Linked DNA regions of Homo sapiens: region 2 is linked to region 1. Evidence: chromatin loops called from intact Hi-C (ENCODE). Cell type or tissue: chondrocyte. All regions are shown on one strand.

What was found. Hi-C counts contacts between places; a loop is a spot of excess contacts. Peaks named below come from ENCODE experiments on the same cell type or tissue, not always from the same donor. Only the 100,000 strongest peaks of a DNase experiment are listed, where the experiment ranks them.
Region 2: it touches region 1 in a loop (2.2-fold over the local background); 3 of 110 quality-filtered maps call a loop at or near these places.

What each region holds. Positions count from the first base shown.
Region 1 is chr17:16,211,429-16,219,428 of GRCh38, forward strand. It overlaps NCOR1 (nuclear receptor corepressor 1), which reads right to left and starts at 4,106. Exons shown (of 46, transcript NM_006311.4): 1 at 3,934-4,106. PIGL (phosphatidylinositol glycan anchor biosynthesis class L) reads left to right here and starts at 5,782. Exons shown (of 7, transcript NM_004278.4): 1 at 5,782-6,033. The coding sequence starts at 5,799. RefSeq lists enhancers at 2,902-3,818, 3,819-4,734, 4,312-4,371, 5,558-5,807 and a silencer at 3,572-4,041. In chondrocyte, CTCF peaks have their summits at 4,255 and 4,455 (motif pointing left); DNase peaks (open chromatin) are centred at 3,793, 4,203, 4,764 and 5,773.
Region 2 is chr17:16,025,187-16,033,186 of GRCh38, forward strand. TTC19 (tetratricopeptide repeat domain 19) reads left to right here. Exons shown (of 10, transcript NM_017775.4): 9 at 1,354-1,516; 10 at 2,188-4,218. The coding sequence ends at 2,336. It overlaps NCOR1 (nuclear receptor corepressor 1), which reads right to left. Exons shown (of 46, transcript NM_006311.4): 46 at 3,971-7,297. The coding sequence ends at 7,110. Among named protein-coding and RNA genes, the nearest start is that of TTC19, 29 kb to the left of the region's middle. RefSeq lists silencers at 36-236, 3,001-3,050. In chondrocyte, a CTCF peak has its summit at 3,171; no DNase peak of the experiment used is centred here.

The DNA.
Region 1 (8,000 bases):
CGCTCTGTTGTGCAGGTTGGTCTCAAACTCCTGGCCTCAAGTGGTCCTATCACCTCAGCCTCCCAAAGTACTAGGATTATAGGCATGAGCCACTGTGCCCTGCCATTAACATTTTATTTTAACCAATTTTGTTGTTTTTGAGATCGCTGTTAAATAAAAGTAACAGCAGGACATACGGAAGAAGCAAACTGTCTGAAGAACTCCATAGGAACATTCGCAGTGTTTCATACAGTCTCAGACTTTCAAATGCAAAGAAAAAAAAAATAGGTTGTATCTGAAGACTATTCTAGTAATATTTTGACCACACAAGCTACTGGGGTAGGAAAAAAATGGTAGAAGAACAGTATAAGTGTTCAAGGAAAAATGCCACCACAAGAAAACCAAAATAAAAAACAGATGCTCCACATACGGTTATTACTACATTACAGAAGCTTTTCATAGTTTTCCAGTGCTCTTAAAAAGTGCTAATAGAAAAAGAAACAAAATGTTTTCTTAACCATTTACATGTATACATGTATTTTTTGCATCCTCAAACCTGAAAAGGACCAAATATAAGATAATCTATAGGGCCGGGCACAGTGGCTCACACCTGTAATCCCAGCACTTTGGGAGGCCAAGGCGGGTAGATCATGAGGTCAGGAGTTCAAGACCAGCCTGACCAACACGTCTCTACTAAAAATACAAAAATTAGCCAGGCATGGTGGCGCATGCCTGTAATCCCAGCTACTCAGGAGGCTGAGGCAGGAGAATCACTTGAACCTGGGAAGCTGAAGTTGCAGTGAGCCTGAGATCACGCCACTGCCCTCCAGCCTGGGTGACAAGAGCGAGACCCTGTCTCAAAGGAAAAAAAAAGAAAAAAAAAAGATAATCTATAGACTGAGTTATTTGTGAATATAACTGATCTGCTCGACTATATTTTATAACTTTCTAGTATTTAGTAGTGTGCCAGAACATAAAAAGCACCTCATACTGGTTGAATATAAGTGAGTAAACAAAAATATATGAATCTCTAATCTACAAATAAGACTATACACAATAAATTCTGATCAATCTTTACTAGTTGTTTTATATCATAGTCTAGTAAAATCCAGTATCTTAAGTAAAAGAACAGATGGAACTAAATATGCAAGAGTTCCATCATTCCCAGGCATCAAGAAGAATTTGAAATTACAACTAAGATAGATCACAGAATACAATTAAAACCAAATAACCAAAACATATTTTTTAAAAAACAAACAGCCTGACACTCACCTACATCAACCCCCAGTCTATCCAAAGGCCTTTGCCTTCTACAGCAGATAACAAAGGTAAGAAAAGAAAATTTCACCAATTCATAACACAATTTTTTTTAATGCTTTTAAGGCCGGGTGCAGTGGCTCACCCCTATCATCCTAGCACTTTGGGAGGCTGAGACAGGCAGATCGCTTGAGCCCAGGAGCTCGAGACCAGCCTAGACAACATGGTCAAACCCTTTCTCTACAAACAAAAAAAAAAATTAACCAGGCGTGGTGGCCTGTGCCTGTAGTCCCAGCGACTTGGGAGGCTGAGGTGGAAGGATCACCTGAGTCCAGAGGTCAAGGCTGCAGCGAGCCACTGTATTTCAGCCTGGGCAAAAGAGACCCTGTCTCCAAAAAAAAAAAAAAAAAGCTTTAAAAAAGTTATTAACTAATCTAATCTTTCCTATAAGTTAATTTCCATCATTTCATTCTTTTTTGATTAAGAGGATAGGCAAAACACAAATTTTACTGTTTTTTAAATCCAACAAGTATTCAATTAAAAATAAGCCAGGCACGGTGGCTCACGCCTGTAATCCCAGCACTTTGGGAGGCCAAGGCAGGCGGATCACGAGGTCAGGAGATTGAGACCATCCTGGCTAACACGGTGAAACCCCGTCTCTACTCAAAGTACAAAAAAATTAGCCAGGCATGGTGGCACGCGCCTGTAGTCCCAGCTACTCGGGAGGCTGAGGCAGAAGAATTGCTTGAACCCGGAGGCGGAGGTTGCAATGAGCTGAGATTGCGCCACTGCACTCCAGCCTGGGTGACAGAGCAAGACTGTCTCAAAAAAAAAAAAAAAAAAAAGATAAAATCAGCGAAGGGCCTATCCTGCTCTCAAGAGATAAAATAGGTACATAAATACCTACAAGATAGAAAGTGTAAATGCCGCGAGAGATGTGCAGAAAAAGCATTACAGGAGCCCAGAGGGAGCTGTTACCACCTCACAGAAATATAACCCCTTCAATCTGTTTAAAACAATTTTATAACTATTAACTCCCTTTAGGCTCACAACAGCCAACCCTAGGAGAGTAGATGTTTACCTAATATTCAAGATGAGGAAACTGAAGCACAGAAAGGTTGATCAAGTTCCAAAATCACATAGTTAGAGCAAGAATCAAGATACTTTGTATTATATTTTCTCCGGGGGAGTAGTTCAACATATGGCAAGCCTTTTGTAAAAGGAAAGAGTATTTTAGTATTGTAAGTAATCAGTTCCTACTGTGAGCATTTTATACATAGCTATATCCATATATACAATTAATCTTGATTTCCATTAACAGGTGTGCTTAAAGCAAGGCCAAGCAACTGGGTACTATAAATATTAAAACAAATAAATAAACTTCCACCGGATGTTAACAGAAAAAGAAAAAAAGATACAAGATTTCTCTCTCCAGTAACTTGCGGTTACTTCTTCTGTAATTGTTACCCTTGTCTAAATAACATTCTAAAATTGGTCTGCTCCTGAGCCCGGGCAAGTACAAGTTGGTTCATCCAATAAATATCTTCATGAAAAGGTACATCAAAACATTTTAAAAAGCTATTAAAAATTAAACGATGCCATCAACTCTTCAGTTATCCACAGGACAATCACATGTGACCCAGCATCAGCAGCTATTGATCAAGATATATTGAACGAATGAATGAATCTTTGTAGGCATTTTTAAATCCCGGGCCTGTTGCTCCTTGCACAGTGCCATGTTCAGCCTTCCATCACTGCCTCACCAGGGTGCACACAAGGAATGTAAATTTCAATATAATTAGGATATAATTAGAGAAGCAAATCTGATGCAGGTTTACATACTAATCCCAAAGATTAGAATTACCTATACTACTACTCTCCAAGGTTAACTCTGTGGAAGAGGCACCGCAGCATGCAACATCACATAAAGAAAACTGACACTTCCTGAGCAAATAGTTTTCGTCCATATCACTTATTCCCATCCATTCCTTTAATACATGACTATTCCTGATCCAGTTAATTTGAAGAATTCAGTCTCCTCTCCATAAAGGCTGATTTCACAACTACAGTTTCTCAAATTCCTCTCTCCCCAAAAAGGGGTGCACTTACGGACTTCGCTTAAGAAAACACCAACAATAAACGGCAGAAGGTATAGTGTTCGGATCTTTGCCATCTCCACCAGTACCCAGCCTTCGCCATTACACCCTGAAGCGGTCTGTTAGAAAGGTGAACTAATTTACTCTGCACGCACTTGTCCATGGCTGTCAACCTCCGCAGCCCCTTCTACACTTCCAAGTCGGCCACCAACTCCGCCTCAGTGAGCCCAGGCCCGCCACCTGCGCCGGCCCCACCCGGGGCACCGGCTGCCCGCTCTCCCTCGCAGGCCCTGTAGGCTCCGCACGCCCCTCCGCACAGGACACCTCGGGGCCAGCCCCGGCCCGGCCACAGCCCATTCTTCCTCCAAACTCCATAAGCCTCCGCTAGCCCAGCCCGAGCTCCCCGCCGCGCCCGGCTCTCTCCTGGGCTGCCGAGTGGAAGAGGCCAGGCGGCCAGGACGGGTCCCGACCTGCCCAGGCCTGCGACACCCCCCGCCCGGCGGAGAAACCGTCCCAGCGGCTGCTGCCCCGGGAGCCCTCGGAAGCCCCCGGACTAGCAGGAGCCCGGAGGCCGGGGTTGCAGGCGCCAGGGCCTACTCACCGGGAGCTGGCTAAGCGTGGGAGCCGACGTGCGCCCCGGCCTGAGGAGTGGGACGCGGCCACGGCGCGCGGCCCTACACCGGGACCTCGTTCGGCGCGGCGAGTCGGACGCTCACTCCAGCCGCCGCCGCCGCCGCGGCTGCTGCTTCGCCACCTTGGCCGCCATCTTGACTCAACCCCTCTCCCTCCCCCCAGCCCGCGGAGCCGCGGCTAAGGCGGCTCCAGCGCCGGCTCCTCCTCCTTCCGGAGAGTTGGGAGACCAACTCCCTCCGCTGGCCGGGCGCCTCTCCTACCTCGGCGGAGCTTCCCGGGTCGCGCTGCGCCCGGTCTCTTCATGTCTCCTCTAGGCCTGGCAGCGGCGGTCCTCTCGGACGGATACGGGGCCGAGCAGCGCCCAGCCGGATCCAGCGCTGCTGCCATCGTGCCCTGGGCTTGTGCGCCCCCCGCCTGCCCGTCTGTTCCGCGCGCCCGAGGCCTTCCTCAGGCGTGGGAAAAGGAAAAACTCCAGGCCGTGGAAGGGACCCTGCAAACCCCTCCGCGGCGTGGTGGGGCGGCGGCGGCCTCCTCTGGCCGGAGCTGCGTACAGGGAAGCCGGTCCCCTCGTGGCTGGGAGCTGGAGGGGTGCATTTCGACCTGCCCAAGATACTTTCTAGGGCTCTGGCTGGAATTCGCACCAAGCCCTCACTGAAATGCTGGGCGAGGCCGATTTGTCCACGATGTTGCTCCTTAACCTTAAGTTACTTGCAAGAGGAGCCTGTGGCCCTCGCGACTGTTAAGTGCACGCTCAGCCTCACCCTGCTGGGGAAACGACGGTTCCTCGTAACCGCACGCATACGTTCCTTTAGAAAAGCCAGGCCCGACCGGACGCAGTGGGTCACGCTTGTAATCCCAGCACTTAGGGAGGCCGAGGCGGGCCATCACTTAAGGTCAGGAGTTCGAGACCAGCCTGACGAACATGGAGAAACCCCGTCACTACTAAAAATACAAAAATTAAGCGGGCGTGGTGGCGCGCGCCAGTAATCCCAGCTACTGGGGAGACCGAAGTGGGAGAATTGCTTGAACGCGGGAGGCTGAGGTAGCAGCGAACCTAGGTCGCGCCACTGCACTCCAGCCTGGGCGACGGAGCCAGACCGTTTCAAAAAAAAAAAAGAAAGGGCCGGGCGCGGTGGCTCAGGCCTGTAATCCCAGCACTTTGGGAGGCCGAGGCGAGCGGATCACGAAGTCAGGAGTTCGAGACCAGCCTAGTTAACATGGTGAAACCCCCTCTCTACTAAAAATACAAAAATTAGCTGGGCGTGGTGGCGCGCGCCTATAGTCCCAGCTACTCGGGAGGCTGAGGCAGAAGAGTCGCTTGAACCCGGGAGACAGAGGTTGCAGTGAGCCGAGATCGCTCCACTGCACTCCAGCCTGGGCGACAGAGCCTCTCAAAAAAAAAAAAAAAGGTAAAGAAAGCCATCCAAAAGTGAGAAGGAATAACAAAGTTGGTGTAACTGGCTATTTTGGAAAACTGTCATACGGATAACGGGCTGTCTAACCCTATAATTACGAGAAAGGCCCGAGTTTTAAGAAATGAATTCGAAAATGAAGAGGAAGGAACTCTTCCTATAAGTGGGAGCTTATATATAAGACGCTTCCTTTTAAACCGATTGTACAGTGTGGTAGGACTAGGGTAGGAAACTGGACGGCATGGAGACTTCTGTGTTAAAACACAAGAGAACCCTTAACGTTAAAACCTCAAGCTTCCGGAGCATGTCGGCGGGAGGGACTTAACAGCGGAACCCAACATTCCCCGGTGAAGTTTTCCAGCCGGAGTCAGGGTCAGAGGCAGCCTTTCCTACTGCGCAGGCTCAGTGCTGCTTACCCATCATGGAAGCAATGTGGCTCCTGTGTGTGGCGTTGGCGGTCTTGGCATGGGGCTTCCTCTGGGTTTGGGACTCCTCAGAACGAATGAAGAGTCGGGAGCAGGGAGGACGGCTGGGAGCCGAAAGCCGGACCCTGCTGGTCATAGCGCACCCTGACGATGAAGCCATGTTTTTTGCTCCCACAGTGCTAGGCTTGGCCCGCCTAAGGCACTGGGTGTACCTGCTTTGCTTCTCTGCAGGTAGGAGGCCATAGGAGGGGCGATGGGAGCCGGGGCTTTGAAAGGGATTTAAGTGCTAACCGATCTCAGTCGCCTTCTTCTCGAAGTTTTCCGTAGGGAGCTAAGTGAATACACCGAAGGTCTTACCTCTGAACCCCTCACAGCCTAGGGACAGGAGCGGCCGGCTTACCTGGTGGGTTGGGGGACGTCGGCAGCTCGCGTACTACGCCAGCAGGATTGAGGAGCAGAGAAACAGTTGCAGTTGGTTGTATTCAGTACCTGCATTTCCGTTGGGAACTCCACCTGTACTTGTTATTCTGTGGAACTTTTTTTTATTTGTAGAAGGAGCAAGAATATTGACCTTACTATATAGCACACGAAACAATCTATGCTGTATCGTGCCTGCTCAATCCTTAAAGTTAACTTCTAATGATAGTAAAAGACCTTCCTGCTGCCTTTAAAATGCAGCTTGTGCTAGTAACATGCATGTGTCAAATTGAAGAATTAGACATAGATGACTAGATAGAAAGTAATTTTGTAGGTAATTTTAGAGTTCAACTCCACCCAGCTTTCAGTGAAGGAACCTTTCAAATAATAGATTTTTGCTTACCATAGAGAAAAGATCAAATGACAAAGCAAATATTGACCATTAAGCTGGAATATGGTGATAATTGAACAGTTGTATAAATGAAGTAATTGAATTGTACACATACAATGGGTGAATTTTATGGCATGTCAAAGTATACCTCAATAAAGCTATTTTTTTAAATTGCCCATGACCTCTTTTCCCATTTGTTTGTGTGTCTTTCCAATTCTTTTTCTATACAGCTTCTTCACAGAAATCACATTTTATAAAATTTTATATCGTTTTTACTCGACATTACTTTTTCATTTATTTACCAAATACTTATTAAACATTTATGTGCTAGGCCTTATTCTATGCCCTAGGGATACAAAAGTGGAAAGCTAGATAAGAGCAGTGTCCTCATGAAACTTTAAACATCTACCTATATTAATTAGATCTAAATGTATAGCCTGTTAAATGGCTTCATCGGGATAAACCTTAATCATCCCTTATTGTTTGTACATTCAGAGGGTTTTTTCCTAGTTTATTGCAAAGAGCAGAGAACATCTTTATGTATTTTATATTATTTCATGAGTATTAATTTTTAAAATTGGCTGTTTTTAGGCTTTGCATTGCAAAACACATTCCCAAAAACAAAATGCCAACTTACTCTTTTTTTTTTTTTTTTTTTCTGAGATAGTCTCGCTCTGTTGCCCAGGCTGGAGTGCCGTGGCGTGATCTCGGCTCACTGCAACCTCCACCACCCGGGTTCAAGTGATTCTCCTGCGTCAGCCTGCCAAGTAGCTGGGTTTACAAGCGCATGCCACCACACCTGGCTAATTTTTGTATTTTTAGTAGAGATGAGGTTTCACCATGTTAGCCAGGCTGGTCTCAAACTCCTGACCTCTAGTGATCCACCTGCCTTGGCCTCCCAAAGTGCTTGGGATTACAAGTGTGAGCCACCATGCCTGGCCTACCTATTTACATTCTTACTGGCACTAATGAGAGTATCTGTCTTAATATACTACTTTCTGTAGCATTGACTGACATTTTTTATAAATTTTTTTTTTTTTTTTTTTGAGACGGAGTCTTGCTCTATCGCCTAGGCTGGAGTGCAGTGGCGCAATCTCGGCTCACTGTAAGTTCTGCCTCCTGGGTTCACGCCCTTCTTTCTGGGACTACAGGCGCCCGCCCGCCACCATGCCCAGCTAATTTTTTTATTTGTTTTTAGTTTTTAGTAGAGACGGGGTTTCACTGTGTTAGCCAGGATGGTCTTGATCTCCTGAACTTTTGATCTGCCCGCCTCAGCCTCCCAAAGTGCTGGGATTACAGGCGTAAGCCACCACACCTGGCCATTTTTTATAAATTTCTTAATTTGTTTAGTATCTTCTCCCCCAAAAACCTTTGTTACCAGTAAAAGTAA
Region 2 (8,000 bases), 190 kb before region 1:
ACAGAAGGGGGAATATAAAACAAAGGCTTCAAAATTGAAGGGTGTGAAATGTCACACTCATTGGTAACAGGATCAGCAGATGGTCCTAGATCCTCCTTGGTCCCCAGTCTACTCATTTTCTTATCACCAGCACCCTCACCCCAACTACTTGTTTCAGAAAGGATTTGAGACTAGTTATCAGTTACTAGGTCTGCCCAGAACTTTTTGCATGATCCATGGTTTGCACAACAGAGCAACCTTTCTACAGAGCAGGACTGGTCAGGCTTCAATGGACACAGCACAGTATTTCAGAGTGGGGTCTCTAGATACCCCTATTAGAAGCTTATGAGGAACGGTTTAATACACAAATATCCTTGCCTCCCTTGCCCCACAGTTAAAATGGCAAGAGGTGAGGGAAGGGCAAGGGACCACATTAAAAACACTTAAACCATTGGCATATTATAGAATTTAAGTATAACGTGTAAAGCTCTGTGTTAGAACATTAAACACATTGAATTGAAATCATCTCTTTGGGTCTCCCCTCCATCCGAGTAAGTTCTTAGATGTAAGGAGTGCATTGCTTTGTCTATGAATGCTTGCTACTGCCAATATAAGACATAACAATTTTAACTGAATGTGTCCCAAGGCTGGGGTACATGGGTAGGGTGAGTAATATGTTTTGGAAGAAAAGGGAGGTTGAGCTATGAATTATCTCCATGAAAGGGATTTATAACTTATTATGAAGAGTCCCTTAATGGAGTGAGGAATAATAAACAAGCAAGTACAGAATTCAGATCTCCAAGTACTAGAGTCAGGGGGCTTAAAGCATGGCATCAGTGGGGAAGTAGGTATGGAAGTCTACCTCTTCCATACTGAAATTCCATTTCAGTAGCCAAATTAAAAAAACTCCTACTGGGCATCTTCCTAAAATAGATGGTGTATTTCTTGTTTTTGATGAGCCTCAGGGTTATCAGCAGGAACAACATAATACAGTGGGGCTCCAGAGGCAATCAAACCATAGGAGGCTGGCTTCTCAAAGTTGCTCAGCCTTAAAGGAGATAATATGTGTAGCTTCTTGCTGTTGTTTTTCATTTGGTGCTTCTAACTGGGTAATTAGTTGGATTAATAAGCACTGTCTGTTACCTAATTTCCAGATTTGTATTATTTCCCAAAAGGTCGAACTAACATTGTCCACTGTACAATGTGATTATGATTAACAAATGCCCACAAATTTGTTAAAGAATGGTATCCCTCATCTTTTGTGGAATGCTAGGAAAGATGAAATCTTATGTATTCAGAGTTGGATGCACTCCACATTAAAGTTCTGTGAAGGCATGTTTTTAAAGAAAAAATTGTTTTTTCTTTTACATACAGACCATTGTGCTGATGAGTGACCTGGCTACTACCCTGGATGCACAGGGCCGCTTTGATGAGGCCTATATTTATATGCAAAGGGCATCAGATCTGGCAAGACAGATAAATCATCCTGAGCTACACATGGTACTCAGTAATCTAGCTGCAGTTTTGATGCACAGAGGTAGGTAGCAATGTAAACTTAACTGACTTGCTTTAAGGGAGGGATGTCACTGGATTGATAGATTTGTGAAGTGGTATGTAGGGAGGGCAAGGGCCAACGAATAAACATGTAAATTAAAAGACTGGTTGAATGGCAGAAAAAGGAGGTATTGATTAGGTTGAAGTACTATTGTGTTCAATTCACGTAACTTCTACAGACCTGCACTAGCCTGTCGAACCCCATCAAGCTGGAGAAAACCTTGCAATGATAGTACCTTACGTCAGTAGTGCTTTACAGATTTCTAAATGTGTTCAGTTACAATGTGTTTCTCACAGTGTGCTGGTGAAGCTTTATGACAGGAAGTATCATTTTGTCAGACATTTCTTAGTGTCAGCACACTATACCGATCATTTTCAGAAACCTGGGATGACAGGTGTATTACACATACCACCATTCATGAAATCTTGGGCTCATCAAAGTCCTCAGGATATACTGGAAAGGGCCGTTAGGAATCCCACAGCATTCAGTGGAGTTCCAGCCTGTCAGATGGGGATGAAATGAGGCAGCACCAGCTTGTCGCTTCATAAGCACACAGTAAATTAGCCCTATATCTGCATTCATGCTCTCTCTTCAGAATCACCTTGAAAACATACACTTTCTTCTTACTGTCCCTTCTCTCTGGGTTATTTTAGAACGATATACACAAGCAAAAGAGATCTACCAGGAAGCACTGAAGCAAGCAAAGCTGAAAAAAGATGAAATTTCTGTACAACACATCAGGGAAGAGTTGGCTGAGCTGTCAAAGAAAAGTAGACCTTTGACAAATTCTGTCAAGCTCTAAATCCATTTTTGTGTAGGGAGAATAATGTCTAGTAATGTGGAAGAATAGCTATCATTCCTGTCTCTGTGGCACCCGATCAATGGCTTAAATCTGTCGTTTTTGATATTCAGGTTTCCTCAATTTAGCCTTAGTGAAGGAGGGGTTGTACACACTGCCATTTTTGTATTTTAAAGGAAAAATGACTTTCATTCCCAACTGATTATGACCTTTCAGGATGTCGTCAAGTGATGCTTTCAGTTGTAACACGTGACTTGGTGCTGTCCCTGCTGGTCTAAGTAGAACTGTAGATTCATATGGGCTGGTGTTCCTGTGCGCTGTGGGTGTGGTGATTCAGCCTGGCATTTCTACCATAAGTTTTTGGTCTGCTGATTTGCTGCCCTGTCTTCTCTTACTTTACTTTATCAATACCTGGCAAACTGACCAGAATTACCTTCCTCATGGCAAAGGGGGATTATGGTGAATTGTTGTTCTTATAGTCTGTTTCATGAAGCACAAGTGGAATTTAATACATAAAAGAGAAAAATATCTTAGTTTGCTACCAGCATCCAGCATGAAGTTGTAAAGTGGGGATTAGGCACGTGACAGTATAGCACCCATTTGAATTTAAATAAAAGTGAACCATATTTATCTGGTTATATAAAACTAAAAATGGGGGTGTTTATATAAAACTAAAAACTAAGAATGATGTAACCTTTTGTCTGTGTTATCTGAACACTCTACTTCCTTTGCAGCCTTAGTCACACAACTGAGTCATCTCAAGTACTCTTTAAGGACACACAGCCCAGGCTGTTCTGAGTCAGAATAGGCCCCTACAGGTATATTTTAAAACTCTTCGTAATTCTAATGTGTACTGCTGGTATAGCTGAACTACTGACCTGGATCTTAGTCCTAGCCTTTTTGCTTTTGCAATTTCAGTATCTTCATCTCTAAACTAGGGAAACACTGGGATTCTTTCTTAGCTGTGGGGGAAGGTATTTGGTTAGATGACTTTGAATGAATAGACTGCTGTGCTGAAAGAGCTTTATCACACTGTCTCAAAGTATGTAAAGATACATAGGTGGATGCTCTTACTGCAGCAGTCATGAATACATTTTTAGCCATTTACCTAAGGAAAAAGACAGTTTTTCTAGGTACCATGAAGGAAGATTGACCCTGTTGGTATGCCTGTGGGGGTGGGATGTGAGTGGGACTGATAAACTGATACTTTTGGTTCGTATGTACATACTGGAAGAATCTTCATAATAAATGAGACTACACAACAATATTGTATGTATCCCAGTAATCTTTGCATTTCTCAAAAAAAAAAAAAAAAAAAAAAAAAAAACTTTCTGAAGAAAATAAAAACACCAGAAACCTTGAGGTCCAAATCCTCAGGGATTAGACTAAAACTAGAGTTTTGTATGTTGCAGATGTAAATTTCTTCCTATTTTCTGTCTAATCTCATATTATTTACCATGCAGCTAATGCCGTTTACCAAGTCTAGCTCAGAGAGATAAGATACAATATAAATCAGACTGTTTCAGTAGAAACCAGTATTAACGTATGGTGATTTCTTAAAAAAATTAATGTCAACCACTCACCTTTTGCATTGAGAATGTTTTTACCTTTTCACAACTGCAGGGGTTACTGAAAGGTTTTTCATTCCAAGTTTTATTTATTTATTAATTTTAAATCATCCACAGTGACTCAGCTCATGGTCTCGTTGTTGGAAACACTAGGAGTTTTCAGGACAGTCTCTTCATGTGGGTGTTTTCATTACAGTTCATTTACACTGTTGTAAAATAAGGTACTGAAGCAAAAGGAGGACTGATCTCCTTTACTGATTGGTCTAAATTCAAAAGTGAATTGGTTAAAATCGTGTCATTAAAATTTTTTAACTGTCCAATGGTCACTGGAGTTTTCTGGGCATAAATATTTTTAAAATAGAATCACTCAGTGTACCAAAATTAAAAGCATTATGAAATTTGCAGTCATAAACATGCAGTGGAAAACTGGCTGTCAGAATACTTTTATGAAGAGTATTAGGAAGACCTTAATTTAGTTCTGGGTGCTAAAAAAATCACGTGTAAGGATATAGTGTCAGAACACTGAAATCTAAGTCTACAAAGAATATCATGTTTTGGTTTGCAGTGAACCACAGTAAGTTGTCAGTGCTGCTCTGTGCTTACCACTTAAATCATGATAAGGTGAACCTCCATAGGTAAACCATGTGAGAATTCTGTCCTTTCATTTATTTTGAACCAAGAACTATTATTGGATTTTAACTCTCATTCTGAGATTTCTTCTCCAGGTGATGGTAAATAAAGTAATACGCACATGCATTATGATGAGGATGGAGGGAGTGGTTCACAGCACCTCACCTTCGGGTCCTCAGGTAGAACTGCAAGAGTAAGAAGTTAGGCTCTGATCTGACATGTTCTCAGAAACTATACGGTTGACCTTCAAATAATGCAGGAGTTAGGGGCATAGACCCCCTAAGTAGTCAAAAATCCACATCTAACTTTGACTCCTCCAAAACTTAACTACTCATGGCCTACTGCTGACCAGAAGTCTTACGGATAACATAGTCGATTGACACATATTTTGTATATGTATTATATACTGTATTCTTACAATAAAGTAAGCTAGAGAAGAGAAAATGTTTGTTAAGATTATAAGGAAGAGAAAATATATTTACTATTCATTAAGTGGAAGTGGATCATCATGAAGGTCTTCATCCTTGTCATCTTCATGTTGAATAGGCTGAGGATGAGAAGGGGTTGGTCTTGCTATCTTGGGTGGCAGAGGTGGAAGAAAATCCATGTATAAGTGGACCCACACAGTTCAAACCCGTGTTGTTCAAGGGTCAACTGTATTCTGACTCAGAATAGCTTAAGACCCTCAGGGTCATAGAAAAATACCATCATAATCTCTTTTATGGTAGGTTGGCAATATAAATTATTAACAAACTCTAAAATATTACCAGTACCTGAAAAAAAAAAATTCAGCAGAAAACTGTGAAGTGGAACATTTAGTCACTGTTTTTCATTCATTTTGAAATTTTTATATGTTTACATATATCTGTTGTAAAAAATACCAACTTTCCAAGTACTAGGAATGCTGACCACTAAGCCTGATCTAAAGTTTATGTTGGGGACCTCAGGTATACAGGAGTGGAACAGGGACAGGAGTGAAAGCTTTGACTGAAGACAAATGTGGGCTTATGGCCTATCTCTGTCACTAATTTAACTATATGGGCAAAGTACTAAACCTGTGTCTTCATCTGTAACATAGGGATTAGACACCAGTGATAGGAGGGTCTTGGTCAGTAGCTAATCACAGAGCTGCTTCCTTAAAAGCCTTGAGTACTTTTGTTTAAAAGTTTAGGTCTACTTGAAAGTCTGTAAAGTGCTAATTTTTATCATCCTGAGAGATCTGTTTCTCCCCTTTCCAGTTACCAGTGGCATTCTCCCAAAACTGTTAGTATCTATGTTATAGAAAGATACTTAAATGCTATGATAAATTGTATGAAAAAAACTTTAAAATTCAGCAAGCAATTCTTAATGAAAGATAAAACTGGCCCTCTAGTACCATAATTAGTTTAGAATTCAGTCTTTTAAATTATTTGCACCTTGAGACTCTGTGAAATGAAAACATTTAACAGTAAACTCTTGTCCCAAGGGAGCAAAGTGAGAGTAAATGCTGGTCCATAGTGATGGGGAAAAAGGACTGTGTTCACCATGAGTTTTTCAGGATGCAGCATAAAGCTTATCTAAATACTACACAGATCATTATCTTTTAACCCAACCAATCATATATTCAAACTAAGGGAAAAATATGTAAGCTTTTCCTTTGGAACCTGAGACACCAGGAGCCTTAAACCACAAATAATCTACTGTAGCTATGGACAGGGTAGTCAAATTTATTTCAAAACAAAAGCTTTGTTGGGCTGCATCAAATGCAGGAGAAAAGGAATACTTAGGGGCATGGTTAAATTACCAGTGTGCGTAACAGTGAGGTATGCCTCAAATAAGCCTTTAAAACTTTATAAACTGAACTAGAACATACCCATGCAGTAATATTTTTTCAGTGCTACTAATGAAAAAAAAAAATTAAAGCCTGCACTGGAAATTTACAATATGGCAGAATTTGTTACTTTTACCTTTTGACCCTAATGTACAGATTTTATGACAGGGTCTGTGTTAAAAATCTAAACATTTTCACAAGATTTTAAACATCACTGGAAAGCTGAATTTAGAGGAAACAATATCAGATAAAAGTACAATGCCCGTGACAGCCAACATTATGTAACTGGGCTGTATGAGGTTGTTTAGAAGGCTAGGGTTAAAAAGATAGATAGACAAAAAGATTTTTAAAAATCACCCCCAAAGTTGATGCGCTGATTTGAACATAAGTACACCAGATACTACAGCAAGGGGATATACACTGCAAAAAGGTCATCTATTTACAGAAGAGTGATTTAAAGACATTATGGTTTTCTTTACAGATGTAAGAACAGCAACTGTTCACTTTTTAAAAACTCTACATCTCAACCCTCCACTATTATTATAGTCCACTGAATTGCCTGTATCAAAGGCAGTTTTTTGTTTGTTTTTTTCCCATTTGACTCTCCAAATGAACTTCCATCATTTCTTCATCATCTGTGGGCTGGCTCTCCTGAAAAGTCTCAGGGAATAAGTCACAGGAGGGCAGGTTTTTGACCTGCTACTAAAAATTAAACCACAAAAACTAGAGATCCCTCTCCTGCACCCTGTTCCCCTCACTTTGTGCAGTTCAGTCATCACTATCCGACAGGGTCTCGTACTGTGCTGAGAGCAGTGGGGCAGGCTCTCGCTCCCAGATCCTGTTCTGTTGGTGAGGAGCTGCTTGGTTCACCGCAGAGGGAGCACATGCAATCGGTGTTGGTGGAGTACTGCTGAGCATCCGCATAGTCAGAGGGTTATAAGGAAACTGAGTTGAGCCTGACAAAAGAAAAATTAGGTTTTCATTGTCATGAACATAACTGGTATTTCATCCAATCCAACTTTTGTAGGATGGAGTAGAATAGGATTATTGTAAAATGGTCATGTGACACCATGAAAGCAAAATGAATACAACACGGAATGGCCAAAGTCTCACCACTTAAATCCTAGCCAATGATATATAGCAGTCAGTGCGGGTCCAAAAAAGAAGAGTAACATGAGTAGCATATGAGTGAGGGCTGCTGAGCCCAGAAGAGAAAGCCCAGGCTAGATTTTTAGTTAAGTCTATATCAGATGTTTCCATGGAGAATCACAGAGTCAGGTTATAGCAAGAGCTTTCTTAACTCTTCAAGAGAAATGCAAGAGTATAGTTCTCAGACGACAATGGACAAGTACCCAGGAACGTCTGCAGACTGAGGGGCAGCAGGATGCAAGTCATCTGCTGAATCTCACTGGGCAGATTTTAAAGTCTACAAGATTGAGAAATGAGGTAATTAATGAACACTGCTACCCTTCATCAGTTTCTAGATGTTTAACTGTCCCCAGAAAGCCTCCTACAGCTTAAGAAAACGCAAAAACAGGCTGGGCGCAGTGGCTCACGCCTGTAATCCCAGCACTTTGGGAGGCCAAGGTGGGCAGATCACCTGAGGTCGGGAGTTCAAGACCAGCCTGACCAACATGGAGAAACCCCATCTTACAAAAT